Regions from separate parts of the Homo sapiens genome. Here region 1 is linked to region 2. Evidence: chromatin contacts called from ENCODE Hi-C or POLR2A ChIA-PET data. All regions are on one chromosome and are shown on one strand. The core of a region is the stretch at or near the end of the contact, and the rest is flanking DNA. Distances in the headings are between cores, read along the strand shown.

Region 1 (6,772 bases), core at 2,532-5,031, 47 kb after region 2:
GCCATGTGTGTGTTCTGGCCGTGAGTGTGTATACACGTGAGCTAAAAACAAACTTGGAGAGTGGGGGACAGCCAAAAGAAAATGATGCTTCTGATTCTATACTGAAGGGTCTCCATTCTATTCCAGAGCTTCCGTAGGGCGGCATCTGCTGGAGAGCACTCTGTTTCATTTCCCCCTAAGTTTCTGCTTTCTGCTGAGGGTAGAGGTAAGGAGAGGCTGAGTAGGGAGGGTTTGGGAGGAGAAAATGAAGAAGAAAAGATGAGCTCGTTCCCGTTCCTCTTTTCCTGTACTTCTCTACTTTCATCTGTAGATCATCTAGAATAACTTGCAGATGGCTATATGCTCAGTGAACGTGTTGAGAGGCTGTATTCATTTTCCCGGGCTGTCATAACAAAGTACCACAGACTGGCTTAAACAACAGAACTTTACTTCTTCACGGTCTGGAGGCTGGAAGTGTGAGGTGTAGGTGCCGGCGGGGTTGGTTTCTTCTGAGGCCTCTCTTTGGCTTGGAAATGGCCATCTTCACCCCATGTCCTCAGATGGGCTTCCCTCTGTGTGTGTCTATGTCCTCATCTCCTCTTCTTAGAAGAACACCAGTCATATTGGATTAGGGCCCATCTTCGTGACCTCATTTGTACTTAATCACCTCTTTAAAGACCCTCACACTTGGCCAGGCACAGTGGCCCACACCTATAATTCCAGCAGTTTGGGATCACTGAAGTGATCACCTGAGGTCAGGAGTTCGAGACCAGACTGACCAACATGATGAAACTCAGTCTCTACTAAAAATACAAAAATTAGCCCGGCGTGGTGGTATGTACCTGTAATCCCAGCTACTTGGGAGGCTGAGGTAGGAGAATCACTTGAACGCTTGAACCCGGGAGGCAGAGGTTGCAGTAAGCTGAGATCACGCCACTGCACTCCAGCCTGGATAACAGAGCGAGGCTCTGTATCAAAAATTAAGTAAATAAATAAATAAAGACCTTATCACCAAATAAGGTCACATTCTGAGGTCCTGGGGGTTAGATATTCAACCACAACAAAAGCAGAGCAGGAAGAGATGTAAACAAATGTGCAGAGCCCTGGCAGAAGCTTGGCACTGTGCCAGGCAGGAGAGAGAAAAAGTGGGAGAGACATTATCTCAACGTGATTGAATGATGAAATGATAGCCCTGGTGAGTGAGTGAATAGGTGGATGGATCAATCATGAATGAATTGAATGAACATCAAAACTGCTCCCCGAATCCAGAGGACTCAACAAACTCCAGGCATACCAAGTCCAGAAGCCGAGTCCAGAGCTGACAGCCTATTCCCATCTCTATCTCCCACGGAGCTGCAGAGATCATTAGGGAACTAACGTGGCCACTGCTTCATGCCCACAGAGGCCCACCAGCTCTTTCCTAGAGCAGAACCACCGTGCAGAGAGGTGAGGCACTCCCAGATGAAATCCAGGCCTTCCCCATCTGTGAGCCCTTTCCCAAAGTGGGCTCACAGCAGCCCACAGTCACAAAGCAGAACTGAAACCCCCTACAGGCAGCATCTCAGGTCAGCTGTGCGGACAGCGCTACCTGCCACAGGCCACACCAGCTGCAGTGCGGTGACGGGTGGTGTTCTATGCCTGGGATAGTGTCACCCTGCCAAATGAGAGTGAAAGTCTCCACATCCTCCACGCCATCCCCTCAAAACACTCCCGGTGCCCGAAACTGTACCCCTAAGTAAGGAAGCCAAATTAGAGGAACAGAGAGGGAACATGCCCCTGAGCTTTCTCATCAGTGCATTCTTCCACGCACTGCAGATAATTCAGCTACGTCACTCAATTATGATTGTCTGTGCTGTGAGTGTTTACTTAATCAATCTTCAAAGAGCTTTCCAGATGGGTGTTTTGGTGACTAAATCAAGGTCAGAGTTCCTCCTGCAATCAAGCAGAGGCAGCAGGGGGCAGGCCCAGCTGACAGTCATCTGATCTCCGCAGCTGTGCACAAACTTTGAACCAGTCCAGTGTCTCTTTCAGGCTCCCCATGAACCCCAGTCCTTAGTCCACTCCTGAATTGCAACAACACACAACACAAATGCACACAGCGATGCCTCCCTTTCTTGGATGACTCTTTTATATCATGTTCCTGCACATTCTCCCTCCAGTCCAAACATAAGCAAGTTGCACAGCGTATCCATGAATCTTTCCTTTATTACAGAATCTGCACTCCAAAAGCACTGGCTTGGTATTTCCTCTGCCCCGGTAGGGATTTTTATGGGGTTTTTATTTGGTTTCATTTTTGCCATGCTTCTGAGAATGGTTCTTTTGTTCTTCCTTCACTCACCGCTTAGATCCTCCAAGGCATTCCACTCAGAAAATCACACGGCTGCTGCCCCCACTCCAAAAAAAGGGAGCTGAGAAAAACCCCCATTTTCCTATGGATTTTCAAGCCAAAAAACAATGGGCTCTGTGGACAGATGTCACCCCTCCCCCAGGCCATGCCCCTCACTGCCAGGCAGGGGAAGCAGAGGCGAAGGAGGAGGGCCCACTGCGCCCTAGGACTTGGGAATAGCTCTCAGCACCACGGTGGTGGGCTCCATTGTATGTCTTCCAGGACAGGGGCCCCTTCTTCTGGAAAGTACCCCCTCCCTAGCACAAATCAGAGTCCAGATGTGAGCAGGCATCAGTTCAGCTCTTCCCAAGCCGCAGTGTTTGAGCCAATGATGGTCACCTGGCCCCAGTGAAGGCCGTGAAGGCCCCTCTCTGTCCCTTTCTGGCAGTGAAGTCATGAGGTACAATAAGCAAAAGCTGCCATCGTGCACATTACCTGCCATAGAGAGGAAGCTTAGCAAAGAGATTTAGATCAGTATTCAGAGGAAGTTGAGGCGTGAGAAAAGAGAGAGCACGTGGCAGTGTTGGCTCCCAGTTGCAGGTGTCCAGGGTCACACAAAGCCCCCTTTTAAAAGCCCAGGCTGGTTTGACTTGCATTTCTCTCTCTAGAAGCTCTCAAGTCCTTGTTGAATATGGCAGTGACTGGATGCTGGCCATCCTACCTGAACTAGACCAGCCGAGCCTCTGCTCTGGCCAAGCAAATGGGAGGAGATGGAGGGAGAAAAGAGGAAATGGGAGAGACTGGGCCGGAAGAAGAACCCCTGTCCAAGGTGATGGAGGGCGTCGGAACACAGAACACCTGTAGCAGTTTTGCAGAGGGCTTCCAATTCTTTATCAAGCCTGCACCCGACTCTTAGGTTATACAGTCTTAGGCACAAGCAATTATCTGAATAATTGGAGTGTTTCTTAGAAGAGGTTTTAGGTGTCAGCAGCGATGTCTGTTCAGACGGCACACTAGTGACAGATCCTTGGAAAACTCCATGCTCTAGAAGAAAAAGCCAATCCTGACTTTTCACTTCGGAATGTCTCAGCTCCCCACCTGACCCTCTCCTATCGTATCATTGGCTAAATAGACAAAGGGACCACAAGAAAACTACCTCCTCCTTCAACTGCCTCCTCCATCAGTCTAGCGCCTGCCTAGGTGGAGCCCCTGAGAACTATGCTGCTCCCCCAAATGCAACTCCCACAAAGGAGGGAGCTCTTGAGGCAGGCACAGATCCAGGATTTGCCTCGGCTCTCTATGTCACTAGCCTCTCTCAGCTGAAACCACAGGAAGGCCTCAGGTCAGAAGGCTTACCCAATGTGAAGCAAGGTCATAGGGTCCAGCTGAGCCCCCTCACTCATCCAAAGGGGTCAAGGGAGGGCCAGCGGCTACAAGGGGTCAGAGCCTCAGGTTTGACTCCAAGTTCAAAGAATCTAGCTAAAGCCACACTGTGCCCCCTGGCACCACCCTCAGAAACAGATCCAATCCTGAGTCAGAGAGGAAGCAGACACTCACTGAATCACGCATCCACTTCCTCCTACCCACAGCCGCTCAGCCAAGACCAGCAGCCGCTTCCAAGGGACAAATTAGTGACTGACACTCGGAAAAGTTGATGCTGTAAAGGAGAGCAAGCAGGGCGCCACGCACGCGGTGTGAACCACCAGGACCGAGTTTACTGTGGCTCCCCACCCCCTGCATTTTTCAGAGTAAAACTGCACATTTTGTAACAGCCCCTATCCTGTCCTGCACTGACCTTGGCTGTGTTATTTTTCACTTCCCTGTTCAGAACACAGCCACACTTTCCAAATGCCATGAATCATCACCACCGAGCAACGGCCATTTAGCAAGGCAGGAAACCACTGCGCACCAGGCCTGGAAGGAGTAGCTCCCTGCAGTGGGCCTCTCCCACCCTGGCTGTTCGTCGTGGCAAGAGTCCACCACGGAGGCTGGCAGGGCAGAGTTGCCACCCCATGTTCTCAGTTTCTCCACCATCGTCCCTGGGGGCTTCCAGTTCCCCCTTGCACTAGGTCACAGGCAGCGTTAGCCATCTTCTGACTTTCCCGAAGCCTCTCTTGGTTGCATTGGCTGAAATGAAGCTGTCACCTTCCAATCTCGGAAGGGAGAGAAATTCTTGGTGACATTGGCTGAAGTGAAGCTGTCATCTTCCTATCCCAGAAAGGAAAGAAATGGGGAGACCCATTCGAGACCAAGGGAGGCCAGGCGCCATGGCTCACGCCTGTAATCCCAGCACTTACGGAGGCCGAGGCAGGCAGATCGCTTGAGTCCAGGAGTTCGAGACCAGCCTGGGCAACATGGTGAAACCCCGTCTCTACTAAAAATACAAAAATTACCCAGGCTTGGTGGTACATGCCTTTAGTCCCATTTACTTGTGGGGCCGAAGCAAGAAGATCCCTTGAGCCAGGGAGGTCAGGTAGATTAGATCAGGTGGATCTTGCACAGACATCAACAAGACATGGGACGTGCATTCTGCCTGCAAGTGGCCTTGCAGTTATAGGCAAATGTCATCCTGTCATCCTTTATGACCAGAGCCATGCAGGCTTCTAGATGCCATTCAACCAGTTCCTGAAAGTAGTCACCGGTGAGTCCATAAATCAATCAATCAACAAAATATTATTACCCTCAAATGGTTATCAAACTGTTCTGTGCTAGGCACCTGGCACCATGGCTCTCTGAATAACATATGTCTGCCTTCATGCCAGCCTTAGTTCCTCATGTAGTAATGATATCCTCATATGAAGTCATTATTTTTGCCTCTATTTAACCATAAACAGTACCATTCAAAAGTAAAATGATCTAGGAAAGGCAAATCAATACAACAATAAAACATCAGTTTTAACCTATCAGATTGGCCAAAACTTTAAATATTGTCAATGGCTAGTGTTGGCCAGAGAGTGTGGAAATGGGAACTCTCCTTATTATTGGTAGATGTTTAGTGTTATACATTTTCTGGGAGAAATTTGACCCTGTACATTAAAATTATTCATGAGTACTCTTTGTCTTCTTAATTTTAAAACTAGGAATTTATTCTCAGTTGAGCCACCAGAAAAAAATTGCACAGATAGTCATCACAGTGTGGCAAATAAATCTAAAAAATAAATAAAGCTGAAACAACCTAGAAGTGATTGAGTCAGTGACTTATAGTATGTTTAATCATATGCTATGCAACCATTAAACATAATGTTGGAAATCTACATCCAAAGCCATAGGAAGATATTCACATGGATCATTCTGATAGATAAAAAGTAGGAGCTGATACAACATTTGCAGCCCATTTATGTAAAAATGTTGTTGTGAGGGCGTATTCATAAAAGAGACACCTGGAGGCTTATCAAATCGTTGACAGTGGTCACCTCTGCAGAGTGGGATTTGGGGATGATTTTTACTTTCCTCACATTTTCTGTATGTCTTAAAATTGCCTACAATACATATGAAGCATACTTACAGTCAGAAAATATACACACATTGGCCTGGCGTGGTGGCTCACGCCTGTAATCTCAGCACTTTGGGAGGCCGAGGTGGGTGGATCACCTGAGGTCAGGAGTTCGAAACCAGCCTGACCAATATGGTAAAAACCCGTCTTTACTAAAAATACAAAAATTAGCCCAGCGCAGTGGCATGCACCTGTAATCCCAGCTACTCGGGAGGCTGAGGCAGGAAAATCGCTTGAACTAGGGAGGCGGAGGTTGCAGTGGGCCGAGATCATGCCACTGCACTCCAGCCTGGGCAACAGAGCAAGACTCTGTCTCAAAAAAAAAAAAAAAATTTAAAAAGAGAGAAAATATACACACATTTCTTTTCATTTTAAAACCAAATGCAACACAAATCTAAAAGCTGTTTGCCTAACAGATCATATCTGTGCAAGATAAGTTTTACATGTTCTCTTTCTGATGGAAGATGTTTCTGCGGACATTCCACCAGAAGGTCGTGGGTCCTAAGCTGTTTTTCCAGAGCTCTGATAGGCTGAACTGAATTATGTTCACACTCTCTTACGCAGCCCCTGTGTGGCAACCTGATGGATCAGGATGGCTGACCAGGGGTGGAGGGGTAGAGACAGGGACATGGCAGAGTTTTCTCCAACAGGTGCCAAGTATCCAGTGTGGTAATCAAATCCCAGCTTGGAATTAACTAAATTAACTACCACAGACCTCTCTGGGTGGCCAAGCAAATTCAGACGTTTTGAAAATATATAACTCACAACCTCTCTCTCTCCTCAGCTCCAGAAATAAATTCCAGACCCTTGGAGATCACAAAAACCTAAAGCCAGAAAGATCCGTAGGCAGTCATGTATTTTGGACTCCTCGTTTGACGTTTGAGGGAACCAAGGCTCAGAGAAGTGAAGTGACTTACTCAAGGTCACACAGCATAAGGGTGGCAGACACAAGAGAGCTTGTGTCTCTTCATCTG
Region 2 (6,858 bases), core at 92-2,591:
AGCCCCAGCGGCACCATAGACGAACGAAACTGTCTGTCCTGTGTCGGGCCCAGTCCACCGACCTGGCTGCAGCCACCTCCTCCTGTGCTGCCCCAGGTGTGTCCTCCTCGTTGGGGGAGAATCGCTCCAAGTCAAGGGTAGACATGGAGCTGTAGTCTCTAAATATGGGAGCCTAGAGGAGTAGAGGAACTCACCTTTAGATCCATGAGAATGCGAGGACAATAGCAGATCCAACTTCGTTCTTCAGCATTCACCTAACATTCGATTTAATTCAACAGATATTTATCATGTGCTTAGGACGTGTCAGGCACTGTTCCTGGGCATTGGGGTACGGGGATGAACAAGCTCTGAATATCTGCCTCTGCAGAGCTTCTAATGTAGTCACATTTCTCTTTCATGGGCATTGATCCCCCAGAGCACGCCACGTCAGCAGGCTCTCACTTGCTATGCCATTCACATTCTGCCTAATCTTCATTGTGCAAAACAGAGAGAGATTGAGTCCAGCCTGGGAGTGACAGTGCCTAATGGGAGAGGCACTGCCACCAGCACAGGACTCATCCCCATGAGGCATGTTGATTTTCCTTTCGTCTTTCTACACATTTCCCCTCTCTCAGTTTTCTTTTCTCTTTCCATACTATTTCCTCTTTGTCTTTCTTCCATCCTCTTTTCTTTCCTGCTCGCCCTTGGGTTCATGGCTCAGCACTATTATTGGCACTGCTGACCCGGCAAAGCACATCCACCTCTGCGATGTTTTCCAAGAGCAGGGGATCAGAGGGATGTCCTTCTGCTGGGGCCAGTGCCTGAGGAAGACCCTGTTGGCCATGGATGGGAACTGATTCTGGGCTTACACCACAGCTCCAAAGGAAAGGGGCCGGGGATGTGTCTACACAGGCCTGACTGACCTGGCAAGAAAGTGACATGCGCACTGACTGGCCCAGAGGAACTCTGATAAGAGGAGATGCCAGGGCTGAAGCTCCTCCCAAATGCTTTCTCCAGGCTCTGTGTGACAACAACTGCCCTTCAGGCTCACTCCACCTCTCATCCGCTGTCCACAGCTCAGGGCCCCAGAGGCTACCATACCCACAGGGGACACTCCTCCAAGATCCTGGGGATGAGGATGAAAATGTCAGCCTCCCCGCCCACGGTCAATGAGGGTCAACATTAAATCAGAACTTTAACTTTGCAGTAGCAGCCACTGGGAGCAATTTTCTAGAAATGTGCTGCTGACCACATTAGCATATCCCAAACTAAATGTAAATGCACATACGCTGAGTTACAGTCTTGGAAACTGAAATCTGTTTTGAGCTATAGAAAATGAAAAAGTGATGTGTGCAAGGAATCTATGCAAAGGAGCCTCAAAGAGGAAGAATGAGTCAGGCTTGCCCCACATAACCAGAGACCATGGCCAGCACCCAAGGGCCAGGCTCTGCCAAGCCAGACAAAGGTCCTTCAGCCAGTGACACTCCAAAATCTCTCAAAAGCGATCCAGAAACCAAGTGTGGTGGTACACACTGTAGGCTCAGCTACTCAGGAGGCTGGGATGGGAATTGGAGGCCACAGTGTACCATGATCACACCTGTGAATGACCACTTCACTCCAGCCTGAGCAACATACTGAGACCCCATCTCTAACAACAACAACAACAACAAAGTGACCCAGGGGTTTGAATCACTAAAAAAAACTAAGGGTATTTTGTGTCCATTTCCTTTTCTTTTTTCTTTTTTTTTTTTAAAGAAGGCTGGAGTGCAGTGATGTGATCACAGCTCACTGCAGTCTCAACCTCCCAGGCTCTCAAGCAATCCTTCTACCTCAGTTTCCTTAGTAGCTAGGACTACAGGCATGGGCCAGCACACCTAGTTAATTTTTTTTATTTTTTTATTTTTATTTTTGAGATGGAATCTCTCTCTGTTGCCCAGGCTGGAGTGCAGTGGCATGATCTCGGCTCACTGCGACCTCAGCCTCCCGGGTTCAAGCGATTCTCCTGCCTCAGCCTCCTGAGTAGCTGGGACTACAGGTGCCTGCCACCACGCCTGGCTAATTTTTTGTATTTTTAGTAGAGATGGGGTTTCACCGTGTTAGCCAGGATGGTCTCGATCTCCTGACCTCGTGATCCACCCACCTCGGCCTCCCAAAGTGCTGAGATTACAGGCATGAGCCACCTCACCTGGCCAATTTTTTTATTTTTATTTTTTGTAAAGCTGGACTCTCACTATGTTGTCCAGGCTGGTCTTGAACTCCTGGGCTCAAGCAATCCTCCTACCCCAGTCTCCCAAAGTGCTGGGATCTCAGGCATGAGCCGCCGTGCCCAGCCCTATTTCTGTTTTTTAACTCAAATAAATTGATTATTTAAATCATCCGCCTCTGAAACAGAACTGTTTAAGAATGTCCTGGTTGTGTGACTGTTTGCAGAAACGAGTGAGCGTACTTGTGACTCAACCACTCACTCCCTGTGACCGTCAGTGGATTTGACCATATACAGTCTTTCATTAAGTTAGTCTTTGTCATATATTGCTTATTTTACTTCCACGGTGGAGCACTGGCTGAAGACAAGAAGCATAAGAACCCTGATGATGAAATACAGGAACTTCACAACAAGCATAAAATGAGCCGCGCACCATGCCTTATGCCTGTAATCTCAGCACTTTGAAAGGCTGAAGTTGGGGGATTGCTTGAGGCCAGAAGTTTGAGACCAGCCTGGGCAACATACTGAGACCCCATCTCTACAAAAAAATTAAAAATAAACTAGCCAGACTGGGCAGCAGAGTGAGATCCTGTTTCTAAAAAAATAAAAATAAATAAATAAATAAAATGGTAATAATTCAGCAAATTTATCTGAAGATTATTTTCACCAGACCCAGAGTTTTTGTACTTCAAAAATGTAAGTTGAAAGAAAAAAATGTATATATTGGTGATTCTATCTAATTTGGCTTTTTATTTATTGGTGACAAAAAAAATCCATATACTATAATGTATTATTTGAAAAGAACAGCTGAAATCTCCTGTCTGATTATGTCCGTTAGAAATAAAATGTCAGGTGGTTCACGCCTGTAATCCCAACACTTTGGGAGGCCAAGGTGGGCGGATCACGAGGTCAGGAGTTGGTTGAAACCCCATCTCAACCAAAATTACAAAAATTAGCCTGGCGTGGTGGATCATGCCTGTAATCCCAGCTACTCGGGAGGCTGAGGCAGGAGAATCGCTTGAACCCAGGAGGGGGAGTTCAAGTGATTTCTTACAGTGAGCCAAGCTCGCACCACTGCACTCCAGCCTGGGTGACAGAGTGAGACTTGGTCTCAAGAAAAATAAAATGTCAGAAATTATAAAAATAGACATATTTAAGTCTCAAATATAAGCATTCCAAATGTCAGGAAAATTAAAACAGTTGCGGATTTTCATGTGTTATAACATATATATGTTACATGTTTTTATATGCTATAACATTATAAAATATATACATTTAGTAAAAAAATCAAACTTTTTTGCTTTTTTTACTTTATTTTTACTTTTTGCCTTTTTTACTTTATAAATCACATTTTTCTTACATATCTCAAATCCACTTAGTGATATGTGTCACTTTAGAGGGAAAAAAGACAAATATCGTGAATATTTTAAAGACTGTCCAAAAATACACTTTCAATACATGAATTAAGAATACACTATTCTTGGCCAGGCATGGTGGCTCATGCCTGTAATCCCAACACTTTGAGATGCCGAGGTGGGAGAATTGCTTGAGCCCAGGAATTCAAGACCAGTCTGAACAACGTAGTGAGACCCTGTCTCTACAAAAAATTTTAAAAATTAGCCGGACATGGTGGCACATGTGTACAGTCCCAGCTACTCAGGAGGCTGAAGTGGGAGGATCGCCTGAGCCTAGGAGTTTGAGGCTGCAGTAAGCTGTGATTGCACCACTGCACTCCAGCCTGGGCAACAGAGTAAGGCCGTGTCTCAAAAGAAACATTTTTTTTTTTTTTTGGTAGATCAGACGGGGTCTTGCTATATTGCTCAGGCTGCCTCAAAAAAAAAAAAAAAAAAAAAAACTCTATAAAATGTTCTACTTAAAATCACTTATTTATCATATATCACTCAAAAGGGAAAAGCATGTTTCTATTTACAGAAAGGTTTAAAAAGTTATACAAGTCAAAATATGGAGAAAACGAACTCCATCGGGATCTGTTGGATCTAATTTCAATTTTTGAGGGTTTTTTTTTGAGAAGTTCTATTGGTAAGGATTCGTATTACTTGATTTTTTTATTTCTTAAAGGGTTTCCAAAGGAAAAAAGTAATTACTTATTTTTCCTAAAAAAATAAGACTCACTCTATATTGCAATTACCATATGCACCCACTGGACCCTTTTATACATCTAAGTTACATCTGAGGAGCTTAGGGTTCTTATTTTTTCCATATCTTGAAACAGTTTTGCTATTTCATCATTACTCATGAATTATTCCAAACTACACTTTTAGAAAAAGAAATGGCAGAATGACCTAGATTAGAAGAATGATGCGATCGTGAGATTAATCATTACACTTTCATCATTCTCAGTTTTCCTATTGCCTTGGCAGAAGTATGGCATCATCTTTGAGAAGGTATGAAGAGGACTAGAGACACCTTCTCTGTAGCCTGCTTTTTGCTTGCACTGAATGCAGTTGAAAATTCAGAATTTTTTACTTTCAGCCTATAATGGCAAAGAGGAAAAAAAGTATAGGAAGATGTTTCACAACTGTTAGATGAATTCGAAGGAGAAAGCCAAAAGATAGCCGGTCTCTAGATACCAATGACGATGATGAAATTGACCGTGTAAGTGAAATCTCAGACTGTACATCTACAGATGGCAATATCCTCGACACATTTCTGAGACTCAAAATTTGATGGATAAATGATATATTTCCATAGACCTAAAGGGAATATGGTGTTCTCATCCAGTTAGCCATTCCACCAGAAGGACTTTATTATGCAATATTCTGTCAACAGGACCTGGACTATGTCATTTGCTAAAAAGATGCCTGGCAGTGTTTTTTCAACTTTTATGATGTTTGTACACTGAGATTTACTTGGGTTTTGTGTTTGTTTGTTTGTTTGTTTGTTTGCTTGCTTGCTTGCTTGTATGCTTTTGTGTTAGAGACAGAGTCTCACTCTGTCACCCAGGCTGGAGTACAGTGGTGCAATCATGGCTCACTGAGACCTCAAACTCCTGGGCCCAAGAGATCTTCCTGCCTCATCCTCCTTTGTAGCTGGAACTTACAGGCATGAGCCATCACACTCAGCTAATTTCTTTCTTTTTTTTTTGGGTAGAGACAGGGTCTCTCTATAGTGCCTGGGCTGGTCTCGAACTCCTGGCCTCAAGTGATCCTCCCACCTCAGCCTCCCAATGTGCTATGACTACAGGCATGAGCCAGTGCACCCAGCCTGAAATTTCCTTGATATGTTTTGTTAAATGAACAGATGTTGAAGGCAAGTGTGTATACAAAGGTCACTGGAAGGAAATAAAAAACTTAGTGGCTTGATCGTCTTAAACGGTGTTTACAAATCTAAAAACGAAAATGCTCTGCAATTATGAAGCAAAGAAGATGGTCATCCTCTCTTTAACAAAACTGTTTTTGAAGGCTTCAAATTTGTTTTATGTATTTTGACAATGCAAGTGCAAGAAGAGGCAGAAGCAATGGTAAGTGTGAAATTTAATTAGAGATGTGTTTGAAATCTGAATCAGTATATCTAAGATGGATGTTCCAGATTCATGCATGACAGCTGATGAGAAGTTAGTTGCCTTTGGAGAGTATTGTTCACTTTGAGTTATATACACCTTCAAAATCAAGAAAACATAGAATTTTAAAAACTGGACTTGGTGTGTTTAAATTCTGGTGTCTGAATTTCTAGCAGAGTTTTTTTTTTTTCACTCTCCTTTCATTTTTATTTCTACAAACTATATGTAAAATGACTGAAAAATATTTTATAGGGTCCATTGCATCTAGATGGTAAAGGGAAATGACTGTTTTCTTTCTGATAAACTGAGGGTTATATAAGCAGAAATTTCCCAAAATGTATTCTGCAGAATATTGTGGTCAAATATGTTTGAGCAATGTTGACTAAAACAGAACAAAATTTTTTTTAACTGCAGGACTTCTCTAAACCTTTAACATACAAGATGTCCAAAATTGGTTTGAACATGGAATCTTTGGGGGCAGGATATTACACAGGACTGGAGACTCCTATAGAACACTTTAAACACGTCTGGAAGGTAAAGAGACAGAAAGCCAAACCATATTACTAGTTAGCTAAGATTAAATTTATGGAGGCTTTTCCCCTTTTTTGGGAAAAAATTAAAGCATTAGAAAACCTGCTCCCTGAGAGAAGCCCTACCAGAGGACCAGGGTGAGAGGGAAGAGAACGGGCTATGATCCCTAAGGGTGTCTGAGGCGGCTCTACTTTAAAAGATAGTTGCAGAGTGAGTCCTTTATTCTCCAAGAGGACTCAAAGAGGAATTACTTTATTAGCTTTCTTTCTTTTTTTTTTTTTCTTTTTTCTTTTTTTTTTTTTTTTGAGACACAGTCTTGCTCTATCGTCCAGGCTGGAGTATAATGGCGCGATCTCAGCTCACCGCAACCTCTGCCTCCCAGGTTCAAGTGATTATCCTGCCTCAGCCTCCCGAGTAGCTGGGACTACAGATGCATGCCACCATGCCCTGCTAATTGTCGTATTTTTAGTAAAGACAGGGTTTCACTATGTTGGCCAATCTGGTCTTGAACTCCTGACCCTGTGATCCACCCGCCTTGGCCTCCCTTTTGGGGATTATAGCTGTGAGCCACCACGCCCAGCCGCTTTCTTTCTAAGAGAAGGAACAAGAAGTAGCCCATTCTCCT

The links. A loop is a pair of places that touch in the nucleus more often than their neighbours do. ChIA-PET counts read pairs that join two places held with the same protein, here RNA polymerase II (POLR2A). Pooled maps may share reads with other maps.
Region 1: a map of CD14-positive monocyte shows a loop between it and region 2 (6-fold over the local background). The contact joins the promoter of LINC03108 here to the enhancer-like site in region 2. A Hi-C loop is called at or near these places in 42 of 168 maps with a recorded cell type or tissue (B cell, CD14-positive monocyte, CD4-positive, alpha-beta memory T cell and 26 more), 37 of 37 single-sample maps with no recorded cell type and 30 of 50 pooled maps. POLR2A ChIA-PET finds 5 or more read pairs at or near these places in 34 of 52 experiments (A549, AG04449, AG04450 and 26 more).

Annotation. Positions count from the first base shown.
Region 1 is chr1:234,976,995-234,983,766 of GRCh38, forward strand. It overlaps LINC03108 (long intergenic non-protein coding RNA 3108), which reads right to left and starts at 3,782. Exons shown (of 2, transcript NR_186308.1): 1 at 3,662-3,782; 2 at 1-3,349. RefSeq lists an enhancer at 2,541-3,044.
Region 2 is chr1:234,932,275-234,939,132 of GRCh38, forward strand. No RefSeq gene overlaps it. Among named protein-coding and RNA genes, the nearest start is that of LINC02971, 21 kb to the right of the region's middle. RefSeq lists an enhancer at 1-426. Within about 2 kb of position 1,342, at least 20 of the 41 ENCODE cell types and tissues checked have a DNase peak (open chromatin) inside an H3K27ac peak, as active enhancers do; they include CD14-positive monocyte, GM12878, IMR-90 and 9 more, where a contact is called at or near this core.